Linked DNA regions of Mus musculus: region 1 is linked to region 2. A link is a loop called in an ENCODE intact Hi-C map of the cell type or tissue named here. Cell type or tissue: heart. All regions are shown on one strand. Links, peaks and the distances in the headings refer to the core of each region. The heading gives the core; the rest is flanking DNA.

Region 1 (11,999 bases), core at 1,352-9,351, 95 kb before region 2:
GGCACGGGGACCAGGCTGGCCTGTCTGTCTCTGCCTCCTGAGTGTTGGGGATAAAGGTGGGCACCGCCATGCCTAGTTTTTTAGGGACTCACTTCAAATCCCTGGAATTTGCTTCAACCCAGGCTGATCTTGGTAATCCTCTTGTTACCACACCTGGGCTTCTGTGGAGTCTCTTACACACTGTGCTTGTTTGGTGTGTGTGTGTGTGTGTGTGTGTGTGTGTGTGTGTGTGTTTAGCTGTATGACCAGGGTTCTTTGGGCTTACACTTATGACAGATCCTGGGGAAGAGGTGAGCTCTCATATCCTTTATCATAAGCACAAAGCACAGACACCCGGGCCATCCATCGTGGATGATGGAGTCTCCTGACTCTCAGAACTGGCCTGCTTCCTCCAAGAAGACCACGCCTCCAAAACCTCCCCAAACAGCACCACCAACTTGGGACCAAATGCTCAAATGTACAAGCTTACAGGGACACCCTCAGACAAAGCACCATAGGAGGGCACGTTGAGGCTGGAGGTCAATGCCTGCTGTCTTCCTTGACCTGGAGCACGCTAATCCCACTAGACTGGCTGGCCAGCAAGCCCCGGGGACATTCCTGCCCCATCTAGCATTGGGGTTATAGGCGTGCTGGGGTTGCAGCTCAGGTCCTCCTGCTTGTGTGGCTGTCAACTGAGCCATCTCCCCAGCCCCTATATATGGTTATTGTCCCCATGTACGTAAGGAATGTCCCCATGAATGTAAACCCACTCACTGCACAGTCCCGGGAGACATCTTTCTGATTCCCCAAGAGTCTTACTAAAGCCATTAGGTAGGATGTAAGCCTGACTTGATAGAATGTGTAGGTAACACAATTCTGGGCAAATGCAAAAGGTTGGGGGGGGCGTGGCAGGGAAAGATGGGAGGATTCTGCACCTGTCACTTCTGGGACATCGGATTCACCCGTGATGTCTGTTGTTCTGGCCTTGACAATTCCAGTGCTTCAGGCTGGATTCTGCCTGCTTCTTAGACATGATCGTTGTGTGGTTTCTTTTCCCCTAGATTTCTTGTACTGATCGTACAGCACCTTTGACGATCCTGCTGAAGTCTATTAAAGCTGCACATAAGGATGTAAAGGACTATGGGACTGGAGAGACGATGGCCCAGTGGTTAGAGCACCGGTTGCTCTTGTAGAGGACCTGGGTTCAGTTCCCAGCACCTGTGTTGGACACCCTCTTCTGACCTCCTAGGGTGCCAGGCACACATGTGGTATACAGACACACTTGCAGGCAAAACAGTCATGCACATTTAAAAAAATGTATTTTTAAAAACGATAAGGTGTGGTGGTTTGACTATGCTTGGCCCAGGGAGTGGCACTATTAGAAGGTGTGGCCTTGTTGAAGGAAGTGTGTCACTGTGGGGGTGGGCTTTGAGAACCTCCTCCTAGCTGTCTGAAAACAGTCTGCTCCCGGCTTCTGTTTGATGAAGATAGAGAACTCTTGGCTCCTACAGCACCAGGCCTTCCTGGATGCTACCTTGCTTCCTGCCATGATGATAAGGGACTGAATCTCTGAACTTGTAAGTCAGCCTCAATTAAATATTGTCCTTATAAGAGTTGCTTTGGTCATGGTGTCTCTTCACAGCAATGTAACCCTAGCTAAGGCATAGCATTTTGCTATATAGCCCAGACTGTCCTAGAACTCACTAGGTAGCCCAAGCTGGCCTGGAACCTGTGGTAATCCTCTCACCCAAGTCTACCAAATTGTAGGAATTATGGTGTGAGCCATCATGATGGGCAGATCGGGGCCTTTATGAAAGAGCCCCTGAAACCCGGGATGGTGGTGCACGCCTGCAATGGAAGAACTTGGGAAGATGAAGGCAGGCGGATCAGGGTCACAGGGAAGGAGCATCCATGAACTAGAAAGTGTTCCCACTGCACACACAGCAAACATGCTGGTCCCCTGATCTTGGGCTCCCTAGATCCCCAGATGGTAAGACATATATCCCAGTGCTTAGCACATTTGATCAGTGCCCACATGGGCAGGGCACTCCTCTTGTTTTCCTATGGACGCCCCTTGCCCTCTTTCCATCTGATTCTTCTCCACCCTTTCTTGACAAGGCTCTCATTGGTGCAGACCAAGGCTCTCATTGGTGCAGACCAAGGCTTCTTATTGGTGCAGACTGCCCCCTGACACCATCCATGTATTCTTGGGCTCATCTCTTCTGTACTCTCACCACCGTTGCCCCCCACCCCCACGAAGGCTTTCTTCCAAGGCAGCCTTGTCAGGGCTTAAGGTCCCCACCCCGCCATCTGTCTGCAAAGCAGTAGATGCTAAGCTCTAACACAGCTTCAGGGCCTCTGCCCTCTCCCTGGTCCTCCTTCTCCCTCCTCCCCCCCTCCCAGAAGAGGACATGGTTTCCTCTGGTCTCCTCGTTGATCCCATCCGGTCCTGAGCTGAAATCCCAGCCTTTGCACCTCTGAGATGCTTGTGTTGGGATGAAGGATCCAACTGCACGGAACTCATGCGCAGACCCGCTCTTGATGGCTATTTGGCTATTTCCCTTGGAAATGATAAGCCCGAAGTCACCTCTGCTCTCCTCTGTCACCCCCACCCCCACCCCACATCAGGAAACATGTTAAATCAGCCTCAAAATTTAATCTCAAAGCTGAATGTCATGGAGGGTCTGTATGATCTTATCATTTCAGAGGCTGAGGGAGAAGGGCTGAAAGTTGAAGACCAACCTGGACCAGTGAAGACACAGTGAGATCCTGTCTCAAATAAATAAATAAATATTAAAAAGACAAAGAAAACCGTTCTTGGATGTGCTGTCTCTGTCTCTTACCATCTCCATTGCTAACCCTCTGTCTAAACATCGGCCTTCTCTGCCATGTGTTTGGGAATCTGGTCACATGACCTTGCAGCAGCAAGCCCCAAGTGTCAAAGGTGAGGCATTAGGACCAAGGGTCTTGAGGGGTGAGCTCATCCCCTCAAGTCTCCCAAGGTATGGCCACCACAGTACTCAGCCAGGCTTGTTCTCGAAACACCCAAAGAACGTACTTTCACAGAAAGGCTGTGAAGGAAGGTTCTGGAAGGGAGGTCAGAGCAGCCTGAGAGAAACAGCACCACCTCCATTGGTGAGAAGATGGGTCAGGGGTTGTTGCCCTGTGGTGGGGAGAGAGCTGAGGCTGAAGAGAATCAAACTGTGAAGAATGAGGACTCCAGTGGGATCGGTCAGGTAAGGGTCTCTGTGACTGAGGAGACCACGGGCTTGATTCCAGGCCACAAAAGCCCCTCACCTGGGACTGGAGAAATGGTTCAGTGGTTAAGAGCACTTGCTGTTCTTGCAAAGAACCAGTTTGGTTCCCGCTACTCACCCCTGTCTGTACTCCAGTTCCAGGGTATCTAGCGCCCTCTTTTGGCCTCCTCGGGCCCTGCATGGGACATGGACAACAGGAGGTACCATGTTTGGTTGTTGGTCTTAATGACTTTGCAAAGCTGTTGTGTCTCCAAGAAGAAAACAAACACTTATGCAGGTCTCTCTCTCTCTCACTTTCTTTTTCTTTTTTCCTTCCTTCCTGCCTTCCTGCCTTCCTGCCTTCCTCCCTTCCTCCCTCCCTCTCTCTCTCCCTTCCTTCCTTCCTTCCTTCCTTCCTTCCTTCCTTCCTTCCTTCCTTCCTCTCTCCTTCCCTTCCTCCCTCCCTCCCTTCTTTCCTTCCTTTCTTCCTTCCTCCTGCTCTTTCTAAAAATGCACTTTAGTGGCATCTAAACGTGGGCAGAGTGGATGTACTGAGATTGGGGTACCGAGGAAGAGTGAGGTGTTAGACTGTCCTTTCCTTGAAAACAGAGAAATATGGGCTCTGCTGGACAGCTGTACGGAGGCCCTGGCAGAGAGGCCAGCATATGGGCCAGGTTGCTGGGCACCACTCTCAGTTCTTGGCAAGGTCTGAAGGTGGCAGCCATAGGTGTTGCCAGCTGAGCTCCTGGGCCTCCTTGAAGCTGTTGGTGAAACAGGCACAGGTCACCTTCCCAGGCTGCTGGAAGAGCATGAAGCCAAAGCCACACAGGCAGGCCTGAAGTCTGTTGTTGCTGTCTTCCTAAACTGCCCTTTGACCTGGTTGCATCAAACTGGGCACCTTGGTTAAGGCCCAGCAGAACTTCTACTCTCCCTGCCCTGGGCAGGCCTGGGGCACAGCAGATCCCCTCTTGTTTACAGGCAACGTGCCAATGGAGAACAGCATTGGATTATTTATGTTGGCCAGCCCCTAAGGTGAGGCCGCCTGCCATAGTTGACTTTCTATTGCTCTGATAAACATCATGACCAAATCAACCTGGGGAGGAAAGGGTTTATTTCAATCCTTCATAAACGGAAATCAAGGGCTGGTGAGATGGCTCAGCAGTTAAGAGCACTGACTGTTCTTCTGAAGGTCCTGAGTTCAAATTCCAGCAACCACATGATGGCTCACAACCATCAGTACAGCTAAAGTATACTGATATACATAAAATAAATAAAATAAATATTTAAAAAAATTAAAGCTACCAACAGTTCAATAAAGGGAAGTCAAGGCAGGAACCTGGAGGCAGGAGCTGATGCAGAGGTCGTGGAGTGTGCTGCTTCCTGGCTGGCTCCTCATGGCTTACTCAGTCTGCTTTCTTCTCATTGCTTTTTCTTTGTTTTGTTTTGATAGAGAGTCTCTCTGTGTAGCCCTGTCTGTCTTAGAGCTCACTCTGTAGAACAGGCTGGCCTTGAACTCAGAAATCCACCTGCCTCTGCCTCCCAAGAGCTGGGACTGAAGGCGGATGGCACTGCTCACAGTGGGCGGGGTCCTTCCACACCAATCCCTAATCATGAAAATGTCACCCAGGCTTGCCCACAGGCTCTCCCCAGATGACTCCAGCTTGTGTCAAGTTGACAAAAGCCAACTGCAAAGTTTCCTGTTTGGTTTTTTGAGACAGGGTCTTACTGTAGCCTAGGCTGCTTTTGCGTTTAAAGTGGTCCCCTTTTGTCAGCCTCCCCGAGTGCTGCATAGGCTTCCGTGTTCTCCCCCACCCTCGCCATCCCCTCTCCCCAGCTTCTCTCATTTCTTTTGTTGTGTATAGGACAGAGGGCAACCTCAGATATAGTCTCTCTGGAGTCACCCACTTCTGTTATGAGACACAGTCTTCCTCCAGGGACCTGGGGCTCATCAGTTAAGCAAGGCTGGTCAGCAAGCCCCAGGGATCTGCCTGCGTTTCTAAGCAAGGGTCACCACAGCCCTTTTTTGTTTGTTTGTTTGTTTGTTTTTGTTTTTTCTGCATCTTCTGCTTTTTATTGCATTGTGTTGAGATTCCTGTGCTTGAGGAAAGCTCTTGGAGTCTGCATCATCTCAGGTCCCAGTAAGGCTGCCTCCCTTATGGTGTAATGTGGAGCCAGGAAGCTGGCGGGCTAGAGATGGATGCTTTCTTGGATGAAGTTCCTGGATAGTGCCAGCAGGGGTCGCTGTGGAGCTGTACTGGGGGCCTCTTTGTCAGGGAAGAGGTGGCAGTCTCCTTGTGATGCTCCCCGCTCGCTCGATGCCCACACCCCCCGTGGCTCTCAGCTTGATCTCGCCAGGGGGAGCTGACCCAGTTGCTCTGCCTCTCACTAAGAAGGCTGACTACTTGTAGAACACAGGACAAAAGCCCAGGCATCGTCCCTGCACAGGCCTAAAACCAGGAGTCGCCTGCACCCCCCCCCCCCTATTCCTTCAGCATCCCCGGTCCGTGGGGGGTGATGGTGCACGTCCTCTCTAGAAGGTAGGGATCAGGGAGAGTTCTCAATAGCAGGTTCCAGGATAGCTCCAGATTTCCACCCACGCCATTCTCAAGACTTGTGTGGGGAGGCCTTTTCGGAGATGACGCTCTATCTTGACCTGCTGACACTCCACCAACCAGCTCTGGCTGGACCTCAGGGATCAGGAGGCTCAGAGGCTCCCGGCCTTTTCTTGTTGCCATGGTACACCCCCCACCCTTCTCCATCTCCTCCCAGTGTCTCTCACGGGATTCCTGCTCAGCGGCTCAGTTTGTCCTCGGCTCTCCTGGTTCTCAGAGTCTGGCCAGCCCGCCCCGTTCCGAACACCTTTCTTGCACCCCGCCCCCATGCTCCTCCCACTGTCTTGCAAGGCCGACTTTTGCTTAAAGGAATTAACATTGTGTCTTGCTTTGTAGTCCTTCTTCCTCGGCCTCTCCAGTGTTGGGAGCATCACCACACCGGGCTTCCTATTTTCAAATGGAAGCTCTGAAAGATTTGCTCTCTTGCCCAGAGTCACACAGCAGCGCCGCCGACTGAGTGTGAACTCGGAGGCCACCAGTCTGGCATGCTCTCTCTCTGGAAAGGCCTGGCCTGCGCTGCCCTCTCAGCACCCTGCATCCTCCTCCGGTTCCCGGCTCACTCTTGGCCCGTGTGTTTGTGTTGCTTTCTAAGACTGCTATTTATTTATTCTTTGGATTTCCAGCGAGTTCTCTGCTGTGCCAGGCGCCCAGGAGATGAAGAGAGGAGCGGCCTACATTCAAGTGCAGGAACTGGGAGACAAGACTTTTCCCCTTGTTAGCTGAGTCCTCTCAGACAGCCTGAAGCCCTCCCAAGGGGCAGAAGCGGTTTCCGGTTCTCCTGTACCCCTCCCTATGGTGACCTCCTTGGTTTCTCCTCAGAGACTTGATGCTGCTGTTGTGACCATTGCTATGGGGGGATGGACAGGCCTTGCTCAGCGGGGCTTGGGAAGAGTTTCTGGGCTGAGAGCTTAGGGTTGAAGGTTAATTCCAGCAGGGCTCCTTTTCTGCTGTACCCAAGGGCTGATCCCGGAAGCATCGGGGCCTATTCAGCATCTCGAGTGAAATGTCTGTGCGCAGGCCTAGAAGGTTGAGGTTTAATTTTTGGCTATGTCACTAGTGTACACGACCAGGGCCCGTCTGCATGGACAGCTGGACAGTACTCCCACCCCACCCCTTTTTGAGGCAGGGGCTTATCATGTAGCCCAGGCTGTCCTCTGACTTGTAATCCTCCATTCCCCGTCTGGTGGGTGCTCAGATGACACATGTGTGCTACCAAGCCCAGCTCTGACAACACTCCCTTTATCCCACACTGACCCTGTCCTTGCCAGATTTCCTGGACAAAATCCAAAAGGCACTGATTTATTTATTTATCTATTTATTTATTTATTTATTTCTGGAGATTAAACCTAGGGCCTGGGTATGGCCAGGCCAATGTTCTTGCCCTGAGCTGGACCCTCAGCTTTCTTTATTTTTTATTTTGAGATAAGGACTTACTAAGTGGCTCAGGCTGGCTTTAAACTTGTGACTTACCCCCACCCCCACCCCCACCCCGCCTCAACCTCCCAAGAAAGCTCTAAACCAGATAGTCCTAGCTTCTCTGAAGTTTTAGTAAGACAGACCCATCCCTTGCTCCTATAAAATCCAACTTCTGCCCTTTTTTTCTTAGCCTCTGAGCAATCGACAGTCCAACTCAGAGTGCCCCACCCAGGAGCAGCTAGAGCCAGCACAAGGGAAGGGGTTCCCTCAATGGAACTGTTTTCAATGAAACCACCCTTAGCTAGAACTGCTGAGGGGAGAGAGGGGTGACGGCAGGTCCAGGAGGAAAAGATCAAGCAGAGGCCAGAGACAGGAAGAACAGACCTGGTTTAATGACACAGCTGGATCTGGTTACAAACATCAGAAACTACAAAAGACAGGCAGTTACAGGAAGGCTGTGCGAGGGTGGGACCAGAGGGGACGCAGGCACGGTAGCCACAGCAGTAAGACATCTTCCAGGACAGTACACGTGACCAAGGGGTACACACGGGGTTCCCAGCAATGTTAAGGAGACTATGTGGAGAGGGTGAGCAGGTGGCCCCAGAGGAGGGCAGGAGAGAGAGGCCCTGGTCTGCTGAGGGGTGTGAGGACAGCCCCCGTCCTGTGGCCTGGCTGCTGTCTGAAGTGAGCAGGTGAGGCTGACATTCTAGGGCTCCACACTGAGGCTGCCCCTCACCCCCACCCCCATATACCGGACACATACACTGGCCAACATCCCATTGGGATCTCCTGAACTCTTGGTGTGTGCCCTGATCCTTGCCCTTTCCAGGACAAGCCAGTCAGGCAAACCCTTGGGGAGGGGAGGGGAGGGGAGGAGAGGAGAGGGGAGCCAGATCTTTATGTTTTTTTTTTTTCTTCCGTTTGACCCGAGGTCTTCCTGTGTAGCCCCAGCTAGCCTGAAACTCACCACCGTGGAGACCAGGTAGATGACCACCTGACCTCAGACGCAACGATTGTCCTTCCTCCGCCTCCCAAGCTCTGGGATTCTCTTGTTTTGTGGGGGTAGGGCAGGAATGCAGGGCACTGAGCTGTAGGAGCAAGCTGACTCACCCCAACTCTCCCACCTGGCCCCTCCTCTTGTGCTGTTGCCAGCTTTCACCCTGCTCCCGGTAGAGCTGCCCAGAAAGATGGCCAGGACTCTTCTGGCCTCCCACGGCTGGGCAAGACCTAGGCTTCTGGGCCTGCAGGCGCACTCGATAGATATGTACGTGTGTGTTATATATATTTATATATAGATAGTATATAGAATATATCTGTGTATATGGTAGATGTGTGTGCGTGATGCTCTAGAGATGGCGAGGAGAACCTGCATGCTGGCGGGCAGAGTGAAGCAGGGATAGTTCCTTTCTGAAGTGACTCACGGGCTTGTCCTCGCTTCCCACCGGCCACTTTGCCAGGTCCCTCTCTAACAGTCAGTAGAAAAAGCTAAGAAGAGTGTGCCCCTGCTGTGAGGCAGAGGGATTCCCCTCTGCTAGATTCAGCATCCAGGGATCCAGCCCCACCTCCCAGTAGCCTGGGGGGACCACAGCCATGATGAAGGCCTCCTTTCGGGAAGTCGAGTCAGGGGTTCCTCCAGCTTCCTTGGCACCCAGAAATGGAAGGTCAATGCGTGTCTTCAGAAGTCGGCCTTCTGCCCAAAGTGCTGCCAGGGAGGGGGGAGCTGGGAGGGGTCTTACGGCCCTGAAGAGGGCAGAGTGGCTGGTGGGCTGTGGATGAGACAGGAGATGAAGGTAACAGGTTACAGGGGTCAGTGGGGAAAGGTGGATGATGGGACACCTGAGGTACCGGGAGAGGTGACTTGGGGGTCTTGGGATGGGACCCTTTCTGCTGAGAGACCCAACACCGCTGCACAACCCCCCATTACCTCCAACCTCACTGTGCTACCTCAAGCCAGTTGGGTGGCCCACAAGGGGCCTGGATCTGTCCCTCTAAAATGCGACCGGCGTCGTATATGCTTGCCCACTGAGGACAGAAGCGATTCACACACTCTACGATGTCACACACTCTACGATGTCACAGGGAGAGCCAGCCTGAACTTGTTTTCCGTTCATCTGGAAATAGGCTGTGCTGCTTGGCGCAGCAGAGCGAGTGCTCCCTGGCTTCTGTGTGGTAATGTCTTCATCCATGAAACTCCTTTTAGCCCCGTCCCAGAACCCCTCCACCCACACAGAGTCACACAGCCCGGAGCAGAGACAGTTCAATAAACAGTGTGGTCTGGCTCACTCTGTTTCCCTGATAAGAGAAGTTGGACAGGGCCCTTCTAGAAGTTGGCCCTGAGACTCCACCCTGCCCTGTGAGGCAAGGAGATCCCGCCAGTAGGTGGGGTCTCACAGGCCGTGGCCCATGCCTAGGCCCCCAGGACACCAGAGATGGGGATGATGGCTGTTAAGGGAGGAGAAGAAGATCCCAATGGGACAGCTAGGGAGACCCCGTGTGGGTGCTCAGGCCCCGGGGAGAGGTGGGGAGAGGTGGCTAAGCCCTGGGGTGTCTGGCGCCTCATCATCTACCCTCATTCAGCTTACTAGGACCAAAGGGGGACAGGCGCTTGAGGTTTGGCTAGAACTAAGTCCCTGGGGTCCAGCTGGGGCAGGAGGGGCGGGGGAGCTCTCTGGCCATGTGTTTCTGATTCACTGGGGCTGGCTGGCCAGCTCTTCCCTGCAGTCCCTCTAGGCCCTGTAAAAAGCTCTTTTCTCCAAAAGCAGGAAGTCTTGTGTCCGTGGCTGTAAACAAACTCATCTCAGGCTGCAGCGCCTGCCTGGGGGGGGGGGAGAGGTGGGGGGAGAGGTGGGGGGAGAGGTGGGGGTGGGGGTGGGGGGTGAGCCCCTCTGACATCTCCCCTTCCAGTCTCCTCCCTGGTCTCTTTCAGTGGCAACCGGAGGTAACCTCAGTTTTCCAGCCTGGCCAATGCCCTTCTCTGGCAGGTAAAACTCCAGGGTCTGGGGGGCAGGCTAGGTCCAGCTGTACACATCTGGAATTGACCTGGAGGCAAGGAACAATTCCTGAGAACTCTGTCTGCTCTCCTGGGGAGCTGCTGATATTGGGAAGAGGCACGAGTGGACTGGTTGGTCAGTGGCAGGAAGGGCAGCAGACCCAGCCTCTCCCTGCCCCTGGTGACCTCTGCAGAGCTGGGCAGGGAGGCCCGTAAACAGGAGGTGGCACGGGGGCCTTAGAAGAGCCTTTTCCATGGGAAACTGCTGGGAATATTTCTCTACAACACGTGTCTCAAGCCGCTGGCTGACCCCTGGTTCCTGTTCCCGCCTCCGCTCTCCTCCTTCCTCCTTCAGTTCTGCCTCTGCCCTTCCATTCAGCTCCCTCTTGGAGGTCTAGGGGGGTCTGAGTGTTCCCAGCCGCCGGCCACATTCGAAGGCCAGCCCAGCCCTCGCTGGCGCTTCCAGCCAGCAAGGAGTCACTGAGTCCGGCCACCCTGTCGGAGCCTAGAAGTGGAAGCCTTCCACTGGTCAGACTGGAAGTAAATATCCCCCTAGTTTTGTCCATGGGCGTGACACCCGTGTAGGTCCCTTGTGGGCTGGGCATGTGTATGTGTCCTCGTGACCTTCCTGGCTCCAGCTCTGTTAAGGCAGACGGTGGATGGAAGTACAGACTGGTCACTGTGAATGGGAAACAGGCCTATAGGATTGGTATCAGGGAGGAAGGGTGTAGTTGGCCCACTCTGCTCTGAGCCTGAGGAGCCATCGCCCTGCCGGGAAATCATCATAACCTTGGCTGATCTGAACTCTCCCTGCTCCAGACAAGGAGAAGCACTGCCCAGATAAATCTACTTGGAGTTCACAGCTCTGTGTAGCCAAGAGTCAGGGCTGGACAGGAGCTGGCCTGCAGTGAGAAGGGCGCTGTCTCACAGGCCCTCTGCCTTGTGTCTGCTTTTCAATGTGTCTGCAAGCCTGAAGGGTTCCTGGTCCCAGGAGAGATGGGAAGCCCGGGGGGACAAGAGAGGACACCGCAGGGAGGCTGCCCAGCCCACCCTCACCCGCTCCTCACGTGGTGGTGTTGGGGACCTGCTGTACCCAGCCCACTTCCTTGTAGGCTGCGGTCACGTGGCTGTAGATGAGACCCCGCAGCTTGGCCCAGGCTTTCTGCGTCTCCACAGGGAAGTCATTGGCAAATTCCTCGGCGATCACCTCCAGAATGACCCCAGAGAGAATCTGGGGGCAAAGGAGGGAAGGTGGGGGTAAGCGCCTGAGCACCCTGCCTCCCACCGTCCCCAGGATCCCTGCTAGGGTCACACTGGCTTGTGTGACACAAACTAACAGCCTGGTGGTTACTGGAGACCATGCTCTCAGGACAAGGACTGCACTGGGCTGGTCCTACCTCTCTCTCCTGCTGTGTCCCCTTCTGGCCACAGCCTCTCCAGGGGAACAGGCTAGCAGCACGGTAGCCATCTCTGCTATTCAGGAGCCCTCCCAGAGCTATAGGTTGTAGGGAGCTATGGCCCAGTGGCCTGCGGGCTCTGGACAAGAGCAAAGAAAAGGACGGACGTACCTTAAAGTACATAGGTTCCACCTTGTGCTTGAGGGCGTGGGCCTTGCCGACCAGGGCGAGCACAGAGGATACCTTGTCTGGGTCATGCAGGTTCTCCACGACAGTGTTGAGGGCCCCCATGACCCGGCAGGCGTGCTTCCGCAGCTGGGGACTCCTCTCCATCTCCAAGGGATCCTCCATGTGTCTAAACTGGCTGAAG
Region 2 (11,999 bases), core at 2,087-10,086:
CCGGAAAATCGTACATTAAATCTAATGAGTGATAGAATATGATCTGATCAGTTTCATATTACATGATATCATCTCAATTAACAAAAAGGTCAAAAGTGCAACACCGGAATGAAGTGTAAGGGGCTGGCGAGATGGCTCAGTGGGTAAGAGTTCTTCCAAAGGTCCTGAGTTCAAATCCCAGCAACCACATGGTGCCCTCTTCTGGTGCATCTGAAGACAGCTACAGTCTACTTATTTATAATAATAAATAAATCTTTGGGCTGGAGTGAGCAGAGGTCCTAAATTCAATTCCCAACAACCACATGAAGGCTCACAACCATCCGTACAGCTACAGTGTACTCATACATGAGTGTTTGGTGCCCTCAGAGACCAGAAGCGGACAGACCCACTGGACTTGGAGTCCTGGATGGTTGTAAGTACTATGTGTACTGACACACATAAACATATGGACACACACACACCAGACAAGCAAAAGGAAGGAGGGAGGGAGAGCAGAGTCCCAAAGAAAATCATGATCTACAGGACCAAAGAGGGGCTATTTCCTATAAAGTCCTGGCCTCTGGATCCCACCAGGTCAGCTCTGTCATGAGAGGTGTCAAGGAATAGCAAATACTCGGTCCTGATTGGCTGACTGCAGGTCAGAGCAGGTCAGGTCCTGGTGGCAAAATAGAACTTTCCAGAGCCTGTTTATCTTGGCAGCTGACACAGGAACATGCCCAGGCGATGGCTACAAGAGTTCATCTTGTGGTTATTCCAGGAAGAGCGTGAGAGAACTGAGGCACGACCTAGCAGGCATCCAATGGCTACCAGGTTCCCTTCTGAACTTAGGCCCAGTTAGCCACTTGGGACCCTTGGAAATCCAGCTTTTCTTTTCTTTTTAACCTTTTTTATTTTATTTTATTTTATTTATTTTTTTTAAAGATTTATTTTATTAATATATGTAAGTACACTGTAGCTATCCAGACACTCCAGAAGAGGGAGTCAGATCTTGTTGTGGATGGTTGTGAGCCACCATGTGGTTGCTGGGATTTGAACTTTGGACCTTCGGAAGAGCAGTCGGGTGCTCTTACCCACTGAGCCATCTCACCAGCCCACCTTTTTTATTTTTTATTTATTTTTATTTATTTATTTATTTATTTTTTTAGATTTATTTATTTGGGGGATGGAGAGATGGCTCAGCGGTTAAGGGCACTTATTGCTCTTCCAGAGGTCCTGAGTTCAAGTCCCAGCAAACACACCGTGGCTCACAAGCATCTGTAATGATATCGGATGACCTCTTCTGGTGTGTCTGAAGATAGCTACAGTGTACTCATTCATATACTACAATAAATAAATAAATCTTTAAAAGAAAAAAATTTAAAGGATTTATTTATTTTATTTATATGAGTACACTGTAGCTGTCTTCAGACACACCAGAAGAGGTCACCAGATTCCATTACAGATGGCTGTGGGCCACCATGTGGTTGTTGGGATCTGAACTCAGGACCTCTGGGAGAGCAGTCAGTGCTCTTAACCACTGAGCCATCTCGCCAGCCTAAAAGAAATTTATTTATTTTATACGTGAATAATGTGTAAGTTATTGGATAGGTGTGAAACTGTGACTTCTGATTTCTAGGTCCCATCGACCGTTATTTGTCGATAGTTTTCGTTTCATGTTCATATTAGCATCCGTTCCTGTTTGAGTTGGTTGGAATTTGCTCCTGAGACCAGTTACATTCATTCTCAGGTTATGTGGGGTTTGGTGGAAGAAACTCCTTCAGCGAGGCTCCTGGATTGCTGCTGCAGTTTCTCCTCCTCCCTCCCCTCCTCCTCTGCCTTCATCTCTTCTTCTTCCCTGTCCTCCTCCTCTCTTTCCTCCCCCTCCTTCTGTTGCTTTTCCGTCTCCTCCCCTCCCCCTTCCTTGCTTCCCCCTTGTTCTTCTCCTCCCCCTTCCTCTCTTCCTCCTCCCCCTCCTCCCTGTACCTCCTATTCTTCCTTACTTCTTGACTCTGATTTTAAAAAGACTAAATTAACCACTGACATGGCTCAGCGGACTGAGGCACTCACTTCCCTAAGACCTTCATGGTAGAGGGAAAGAGCCGACTCTTCCAGGTTTTCCTCTAACCTCTACACAGGCAGCATGAAACACACACACACACACACACACACACACACACACACACACACACCACAGACATCACTTGCACACACATCACACATACATACCATGCACACATATACCACATACACACCACACACACCACACATACACACACCACAGACATCACATATACCACAAATATACTACACCTACACCCCCCCCACATACACACATAAACCATAAACACTAAACACACACCACACCCACATACCCACACACACCACACACACACCAGATACACACACATAACACATAAGCACATATATACACATATCACATATATACCACATACCACACACCTACCATATACACACAACCACACCCACCATACACAAAGATACACACACACTAAATTGGGTGAGGGCAGCAAATTAAACAACATTTTAAAAAACCCACCAATTTTAAATTTTATTTTTATTTATTATTCTTTTGTTTTTCAAAACAAGGTTTCTCCAGGAAGTACTTTAATCCCAGCACTCGGGAGGCAGAGGCAGGCAGATTTCTGAGTTCGAAGCCAGCCTGGTCTACAGAGTGAGTTCCAGGACAGCAAGGACTACACAGAGAAACCCTGTCTTGAAAAACAGCAACAACAACAAAAAAGATAGGGTTTCTCAGTTTAACCCTGGCTGTTCTGGAATTCACTCTGTAGACCAGGCAGTCCTGGAATTCACAGAGATCTGCCCACCTCTGCCTCCTGAGTGCTGGGGTTAAAGGCGTTCGCCACCACTGCTGACTAAGGGTCTCCTTTTCTCTTCCTACTCAGCCCAGTTTTCCCTTCCTTTTCTTCCTGCTTCAAGGTGACAGATTTAAACAGAGTCATATGTAGGTAAATTCATATACACACATGAATATTTGCACATATAAATATATATACACAGGAATGTACACACATAAATATACACACATGAACATACACAGGAACATATACATGAACATATACACATGAATATACACAGGCATAGATGCACTCATGAACACATACATGGATACACACATGAATACACATGTATATAATACACATATATGAACACACATTCACAAGTACACACATGAATGCACATACACACATGAGCACACATGCATGAATACACACATATGAACACCCACACACATGTATATATGTGTGTATACACACATGAACGCACACACATGGATACATACATGAGCACGCATGTATGAATACACACATATGAATACCCACACACATGTATATATGTGTGTATACACACATGAATGCACACACATGGATATACATACAAATATACACATATAATTCTATCTGTCCTCTATCTAAAACCATCCTTCATGTTAATATCCCCACTCAATACCATTGTTTACTAGGGAACACAGGGCCCATTTTGTGGGTTCTTAATCCTATAGATAAAAGAACATAAAGGTGGGCAGCTGTAATGGTGCACACCTATAATCTCAGTGCTTGGGAGGCAAAGACAGGAAAATCTCTGTGAGTTTGAAGCCAACATAGTCTACATAGAGGGTTCTAGGGCAGCCAAGCTTATATAGAAAGACTTTGTCTCAAGGGAACAAACAAACATATAATTAAATACTAGATTCAGAAGGAAGTGGGAGGAACATTCTATTTATTAGAGTTTAAGTCCTATGTCCACCTTCTCCACTTTTTAACGGTGTTTTTAATTTATTTTAAATGGATAGGTTTTCAATTTTAAAAAATGTTTACTTTTATTTATGTGTATATTTCTATGTTCCTGTTTGTATGCACCATGGAAACGTCGCTTTTATTTCCTCTGATGAGGGGATGAGAGCCGTACCCAAACTATTCTGTTACATGGCTTGCGCTGAGTCCAGAGTCTTTCTATCTCTGTATTATCTATCCCTGGGCCTAGGTCTGGAAGTTGCTAGCCTCCATACAATCTAATCTTCTACAAGCCTGGACCTTGAAGGCCTCAGCTTCCAGCCTCCATCTGCTAATCTAGGCCTAGAGTAGTTCATCCTCTAAGACTTGCTGCTGGACAAACTCACTCTTTCTAGCTCTTTCTAAACTCTGGCTGGCTAGTTCAACTCAGCTGTTCTGCCTCAAACTCCTCTCCAAGCTGACTGATTCAAATTGGCTTCTCTTGGCTTCTGACTGAATTGCTCTACTTGGAAAGACTGCCTCTGAGCTCCCTGAACTGAACTGCGCCAAACTCAACTGCTCTGCTCTGAATGGAACTGAACCGAACTCTCTTTCTCTCTCTCTCTCTCCCTGCTTGCCTCTCTTTCGTGCTGTTCTCATGAGAGTTGGGCATATCCTATGTCTGACTCATTTTGTCAAATCTTTCTCTGATTCCCTTTGTCTACCCCTCAATTAGACATCATTGTTTGGGATTAAAGATGTATACTAAGGGCATGCCTGCCCTGCAGCCAGAGGGATTAAAGGTGTTTGGCATGTCTGCATTCCAGCCAGGTCACATTTTTGGATGGGAACCCATGCTAGAGCAGCCATGTTGCTGGATTAACATCCCTCTACAGCACCATGTGGAGTCCAGTGCCCTCAAAGGATGAAAAAAGTCATTGAATTCCTTGAAGCTGGAGTTACCGGCAGTTTCAAAACACACAGCATGGGTGCTAGGACCCAAACTTGGTCCTCTACAAGGGCAGCAAGTATGCTTAACTGATGAACCATCTCTCCAATCCATTATGCAGTATTTAAGTCTTAAATATTCCAGCTGTACTATGATTCCTTGCATGAATTATTAACTAATTAATTTATGTACAGAGACAAAGTTTTGCTGTGAAGCCTAGGCTGGCTCCTGTCTGGGCCTCCTCCACTGTTGGGATTATAGACCCGAAACATTATTCCTTCTGCTTATACTTCCTGTGTTCACACTTCCTGTTCACACTTCCTGTCTTCACACTTTCTGTGTTTAACTTCTGTTGTTTGAGACTGACTCTCACTGCATAGCTCTAGCTGGCCTATAACTGGTTATGTAGACCAGGCTGGCCTCTAACTTACAGAGATCTGTCTGCCTCGGCTTCAGGATTGCACTGTTATAATTATAAAGACTTTACAGTATGTTTTAGTCATTTACTTGATTTTTTTTTTTCAGATTCCTGGCTGTTCTTACCTGTTTATTCATTCATGGTCAGTTTAGGGACAATTTTCAATCCAGAGAAAACAATTTTGCCATTTTTATTGGAATTATACTCGGTGGGAATTATACTCTGTGTATATATTAGTGCGTGTGTAGAGGCAACTAAGGAGTTTATTGCGCTGAGTCATGTTCTTTACTTGATTGGAGGCTGGAAGTAAGCATTGCTTCTCCTGGAACTAGAGTTACAAATGTCTGTAAACTTCCATGTGTCCACTGAGAATCATACCCAGGTCTTCTGGAAGAGCTCTTAACCACTGAGCCCTCTCTCCAGCCCATGGATATTACCTGTCTTAGGGTTACTATTGCTGTGATGATGAAACACCACGCCCAAAGTAATTTAGGCTGAAAGCGTTCGTTGGGCTTACACTTCCAGTTCATCACTGAAGGAAGTCAGGACAGGAACTCAAGCAGGGCAGGAACCTGGAGGCAGGAGCTGATGCAGAGGCCATGGAGGGGGGCTGCTTACTGGTTTGCTCCCCATGGTTTGCTCAGCCCGCTTTCTTATAGAACCCAGGACCACCAGCCCAGGGTGGCTCCACCTTCAATTGGTGTGGTCCTCCACTATCAGTCACCAATTAAGGAAATGGCATATAGGCTTACCTGAAGCCCTTTCTTGGGGCTTTTTTTTCAGTTGAGGTCCCCTCTTCTCATGTCTACCTTATGTCAAGTTGACAAATAACCAACCAGCCACGACATTACCTGTACTATACTTATAAAATATATTTCTCTACCACATCATCGATGCATGCTGCTTTCAGTTTTTCTTGTTTATTTGTTTGTTTTCAAAATAGGGTTTCTCTGGGTAGCCCTGGCTATCCTAGAACACCCTCTGTAGACCAGGATGGCCTGGAATGCACACAGATCTGCCTGCCTCTGCCTCCCCAGTGATGGAACTAAAGGTGATTCTTACTCTGCTGATAGCTTTATTTATCTCTTAAGGTTTATTTTTATTTTAAAATTATGTGTATATAAGCGTCCTTGTGTGGGTATGTGCATAAGAGGACAGGTGTTGTGAAATCCAGAGGGAGGCAACGAATCTGAGACCAGAGTTATTGGCAGTGGTGGGTTGCCTGACATAGGTTCTAGGACCCAAAGTCAGGTTCTCTGTTAGAGCAGTATGTGCTCTTAACCCCTGAGGCACCCTTGTCCTGCTCAGCTGCACCTAAGAACTTGCGGCGTCCTCCTGGACTTCATACTGCTCAGTCTTGAACCCCGATTGCTGGTCCAGTTCCACTTTGCACAAGCACCGCTCCAGCGAAGCACCTCAAAAGGCCAATCCGCAGTTGGGCGCCCAGCTGTCGCCCCCTGCCGGCCGGATTCACTACTGCACTATCAGAGCAAATCCTAGGCTCTGTGGTACACTACTGGGCATTACCGCTAAAGGAAGTTTGTTTCATTTTTGTTTTGTTTTTCTCCCAGCCACTACCAAGCTCCTCCATTTGCTCTTTACTGTAATTTTGAGTTCCAGAGTCCAAAAATCTGAAGGGAGTGTTTGAAAAGTAAAGTGAACTAAATTGTTTGGGGTTTGGGTTGAATTCAAACTGTAGGGTTTGAACAAGAAATCACCATAAGAGCCTATGGTGATTTTCCAAAGGACTCCAAACCCCCTGTCACAAACAGCTGCTCCTTGGGACTGTCTAAGGACTTGGAGCAGGTTTGAGTCCAGGAAAAAAAGGTAGGAGCATTTGAGGAGCCCTTGCATTCTGTGTTGTAAGTGGTCGAGGGGAACACCCTGATCTGGGCCCTGGTCAGTTCTTTGCTTTGTCACTTTGTGGGCGCTGGTAGAGCCAGATGATGCCTTCATCATGCAACCGCTTCCACACCATTCTCTCTAACCTGAAGTCATGGTTGATATAAAAGATGAGCCGTTTCCATGATGTATCATAGTAGTGGTCAGAGAAGCGCTGGTGGCCCTCGGTGATGAAGCCATAGGCGCTGACCTGCAGGAAAATGGAGGAGGGACTGGGACTGGAGAGGCTGCCTCCTGGGGCACTCTGTCCCTTTATCCTGGTCCTGGCCCTGGGCTCTGGATGCAGAGCCCTTGGGTGTACATGCTCGATCCTAATCCTATCAGAGGTTTGCAGGCTCACCTTGTCACAGATATGAAGGGCTGTGAGCAGCAGGAGGGCGCCAGTGGTGGGGCGGTATATTCTCCAATGGGCAGTGTCCAGGGTCTTTGACCTCAGAAACCTGTTCAAAATACCCAGATTCCCAACTGTCAGGAGTCAGCAAAGGATGAGAGGCCCACGGACCCACTATGGGCTTCCTACCCTTACCTGTTCTTCATGTAACGGAGAAAGTCTGGGTGCAGCAGCAAGTATCGATCCAAGTCCAAGGCATTCCGGAAGGCTTCCTGAGGCCTATGCCTGTGGCCAGAGATGGATCCCTCAGGTCCTGTTCTCTTACCTGGCCCGGTGGAGGCCAAGTTATGGTCACTGTGTGACCGCTATCCCATCTCCAAGTGTCACAGAAGCAGTCCCACCTGACTAACCCTTTTGAAGTCAGTCACTTCTCAGTCTGGCAGGGTTTCCAGGGCAGGAGGAGGGAAGGGGTACCTGAACCAGGAAAGGTGGGTTTTTGCCAAGGTCTGATTCAAAAACATAGCTTCCAGCCACTCATAGTCCCGGGTGCCTTCCAGGAAGTGTAGATATCAGACGTCCTGAAGACCAAGGACAACAAGTGGTCTGGGAGCACTGCCTTGAGGAGCCTAGACAGAGGGCGACCCTCATCTCACTCGTGACTGTCCCCCAAATCTCCCATGGCCTGAGTGGCTGTTGTCACTGCTCTTGCCCTCATGTGAACAGAGTTTGGGATGAGCCAGTTTCCATCCACACACAAGGCACTCATAAGTCTCCCCTATCCAGGGGCTGTATAGCCATGCCCATTCTCAATCTTGTTTCTCCCCTGAGCAGGCACGGTGGGGCCACGCCCATTTGCACTCATTGGTCTCCCATGTTCAGGGGCTGGGTGGTCACGCCCACTCCTCCCTTCTCACCTTTCCCAGAGGCACATGCTGGAAGCCTCGTCTACCCAAAATGAGGATAGACTGGGTCAGAGAGAAAGCAGTGAAGCCATAGAAGGATGTCCGGGTCCCCACATCCTGTTCATATCCTTTAATAACGGCTCCACTCAGTTTGTGTAGAAAGATCGAATCAGATGCTGTGAATGGAGGAGAGACATTTTTTTGTGGAGATGAATCAGGGGGTAGGAGCTGTAGACACACTCCATTTTCTAGATAAAGATATGGGGACATGTCTTAGGGTTTTATAGCTGGGAAGAGACACTGTGACCACTATGCCAACCCTTATGAAGGAAAACATTTCATTGGAGCTGGCTTACATTTTGAGAGGTTTAGTCCATTATCATCACGGCGAGGAATATGGTGGATCACAGGCAAGCATGGTGCTGAAGGAGCTGAGAGTACTACATCTTGATCCACAGGTGCCAGAAGGAGATGGTGTGCCACACTGGACATAGCTCGAATGTAGACCTCCAAGCCTACCCTCACAGTGACACACTTCCTCCAACAAGGCCATGCCTACTCCAACAAGGCCACACCCCCTAATCAGGACACTCCCTATGGGCCAAGCTTTCACCCAAATGAGTCTATGGGGGCTATTCCAATTCAAACCAGCACAGGACACTTATCGGGTCGCCCATTATAGCCCATATCTACAGGCAACAGAGGGAGAACATACCGGAAAACATAGTCATGGCTGTCTATCTCCTGGCCAACACGTGAATCATTCAGGATGCCCCCGTTGCCCACTACAGCACAGGTGATACACTTGGAATACCCAGTAGGGAGGCTGGCCAGGAGGAGCTGCTGCTGGCGGACTGGAGGGAAGCGGGTCACCACCTTCTGTACCACTGGAACACAGCAGGGTTCCATTCAAAGCCCCAGAAATGAACCAACCCAAGAGAGGAAGCCAGCCACCCTGTACTCTGAAGTAAGCACTCACGGGACTGATTGAGTTCCATGAAGCCAAAGGGAGGAGCGAAGTGCTCTAGACGGTTCCACTCGCTCTGGGTGAAGCGTCCAGAGTCCAGGAACAGAGTGATGTTGGGCAGAAAGATATTCTGTAGCCATGGTGACTTGGAGGCCTTGATCTTCACAGAAGCAGAGCAGTTCTATGTGCAGGAAGATATGGAAAGGTCAGGCAATGGGTGGCCCAGGAAAGCATCAGCCAGGGGCTGGGTGGGTTCCATTAGACAGAGACTGGGCTGGGGATACAGGTTGAAAGTTCCTGCTCCCTACTCTCTCTTTCACTCTGGACCCCAGGGTCTCCAAATCTAAGTCACCTTGGTTCCAGAAAACAGGTCCTCTCAGCTCTGAAGCAGCTACACCTTGCAATTCTGACAGCCACATGGGCATGCGCTGCTCTCTTGGGTTGTGACCCTGTCCTGTGTGTATACACAAGCAGGTTTTCAGTATTTCCTCAAGGCAGGGGTGAGAAGGATTAGGGTGGTGACATGGGCTTGAGGGCTGAAGGACAGTGAAGGATCTGAGGGGGCTTTCCAGGGATGCCAGTGTCACTGGGAAGGGAGCAGCTAAACAGTAGGCTGTGTCTTCCTGTCTGCTAGTCCCATGACTATAGAATAAGGGATGACGTACTGGACCCCCAGAACTGGCCCCAATATCTTCTCACAGAATGGTGACCTGCCTCAGGTCTTCTTGAAAGGGGTCCCAGACAAGTCCCTTCCAGACACACCTTTCTGAGTTGTCCAGACCTTAATCCTGGACCTACCTTCTCCTCCCTGACTTTGGCTGTTATAAAAAGGAAGGATGAAGGATGGTTCATTTTTAAGTGTCAGGTAGACCACAGGAGGAAAAGGGCTGCCTGGGGTGGTGGTATAGTGCAGAGTCACAGGGAAGGTCCAGACTCACCGTCTGCAGGCTGCTCATATCCAAGCTATATTCCTCCTCAAAATCCCACCGAGGCTCAGACTTGAACTCAGAGGCCTTCAGCCTTTGCCTTCTTCGTGTGGTGGGGTGTGGGGAAGAGGCAGGGGATTTGGTAGCCTGGACCACTTTCTTCTTAGCTGGGACAGCTCCTGTGGCCATTGGTGTCTTCCTTGTTGACAGTACTCCTGGAGCTCTGGGTAGTTTGTCCAGGTATTCTGGCACAGGCATCTTTGCAGCAGGCTCTGCCTTGCTCTGAGGATTCTCTGGTGCTGGCCTTATGGTCTCCAACTTCCTCTTCTCCTTCCCCTCTCCTTGCTCTCCTTGGGATGCCTCTCTCTCCTGTTTCTTCAGGTTCTTTGAACTGACAGAGGTTGTCTCTTTGTTGTGAACTCTGGGTGACAGTGTCATGATGGGTCCTTGGGGCTCAGCCTTTTGCAGAATCTCCTGGGCACTTGAGTCATTGTTCAGTATGAACTGTCGCCTGCACAGAGAATACCTGATGAAGGTTGGCTGTTCTATAAACCAGCCACAACATCACTAGCAGGGCGAGGAGACGGCTCAGTGAGTAAAAGCGCTTTCTCTGCAAGAATGAGCTTATGGGTTTGGATCCTCAGCTTCCATATTAAAAAAAAAAAAACAACATACCATAAATCCAGCCAGGCATGTGTCTGCAAGGCCACGTGTTTTCCTGTTTTATCCTCCATGTTATTTTATTAGATAGAGTTTCTCACTGAACCTTCTGTTCACTGACTTGAGTATTGTGGTTGGCCAACCAAACCCCACAGATCCTCTGCTTCTGAACATCAGGATTACAGGCCGGTGCCTGTGTGATCTGAGATTTGAACCCAGGTCCTCATGCTTGTGCACTGTACTGGCTAGTTTTGTGTCAACTTGACACAGCTGGCGTTATCACAGAGAAAGGAGCTTCAGTTGAGGAAATGCCTCCATGAGAGCCAACTGTAAGGCATTTTCTCAATTAGTGATCAAGGGGGAAACGCCCCTTGTGGGTGGGACCATCTCTGGGCTGGTAGTCTTGGGTTCTATAAGAGAGCAGGCTGAGCAAGCCAGGTGAGGCAAGCCAGTAAAGAACATCCCACCATGGCCTCTGCATCAGCTCCTGCTTCCTGACCTGCTTGAGTTCCAGTCCTGACTTCCTTTGGTGATGAACAGCAGTATGGAAGTGTAAGCCAAATAAACCCTTTCCTCCCCAGCTTGCTTCTTGGTCATGATGTTTATGTAGGAATAGAAACCCTGACTAAAACAAATTGGTACCAGCAGAGTGGGGTATTCCTGTGACAACCTGACCATGTTTTGGGGAGGACTGTGGAAGGACTTTGGAACTTTGGGTCAGAAGATCCATTCAGTGTTAAGAGCTCTGTCAAATGTTGTGTAGGAGCTTGGAAGATAATGTTGAGAACAGCACAGAAGATAGTGTCTGGTTTGTGAAATTTCAGAGGGAAGATTAAAGACTCTTTTCAGGGCCATTGTTGTTTTGATTGTGAAGATTCTGTAGTTCTGGTTAGCTGGAGCTGAAGAATCAGCTGTGATTAACAAAATACCAGAACTACTAAAGCAAAAACTTTGCATTACTGGGACTTTTGATGCTGGTTAGCTAGAGCTAAGAAATTAGCAGTGATTAAGAAGAGACCAGCATCGTTGAGGTGACATCTTCTGGGAAGTGTTTTCTGAAAGCACAAAGAGGCTGTGTTCCAGAGATAGCCAAGGTTGTACTCCTGCTGCAGTGGGACTTGGTAATATGAAAGGGTCACCCAGGTGGTACTGGTTTTGAAGGCATGAAGAGGTCATGCAGAGCAGCTGAGGCTCAGCACTGTGAGAGGCCATG

What was found. A loop is a pair of places that touch in the nucleus more often than their neighbours do. Peaks named below come from ENCODE experiments on the same cell type or tissue, not always from the same donor. Only the 100,000 strongest peaks of a DNase experiment are listed, where the experiment ranks them.
Region 1: it touches region 2 in a loop (9-fold over the local background); 3 of 42 quality-filtered maps call a loop at or near these places.

What each region holds. Positions count from the first base shown.
Region 1 is chr11:116,637,984-116,649,982 of GRCm38, forward strand. It overlaps Cygb (cytoglobin), which reads right to left. Exons shown (of 4, transcript NM_030206.4): 2 at 11,801-11,999; 3 at 11,300-11,463; 4 at 7,612-9,009. The coding sequence ends at 8,976. Among named protein-coding and RNA genes, the nearest start is that of Cygb, 10 kb to the right of the region's middle. In heart, for the core only: CTCF peaks have their summits at 3,390 (motif pointing left) and 5,442 (motif pointing right); DNase peaks (open chromatin) are centred at 5,508, 5,978, 6,758, 7,928 and 5 weaker places; H3K4me3 peaks cover 1,019 bases; H3K27ac peaks cover 2,274 bases; H3K27me3 peaks cover 246 bases.
Region 2 is chr11:116,732,064-116,744,062 of GRCm38, forward strand. It overlaps Gm11735. Among named protein-coding and RNA genes, the nearest start is that of BC018473, 14 kb to the right of the region's middle. In heart, for the core only: a CTCF peak has its summit at 6,573 (motif pointing left); no DNase peak of the experiment used is centred there.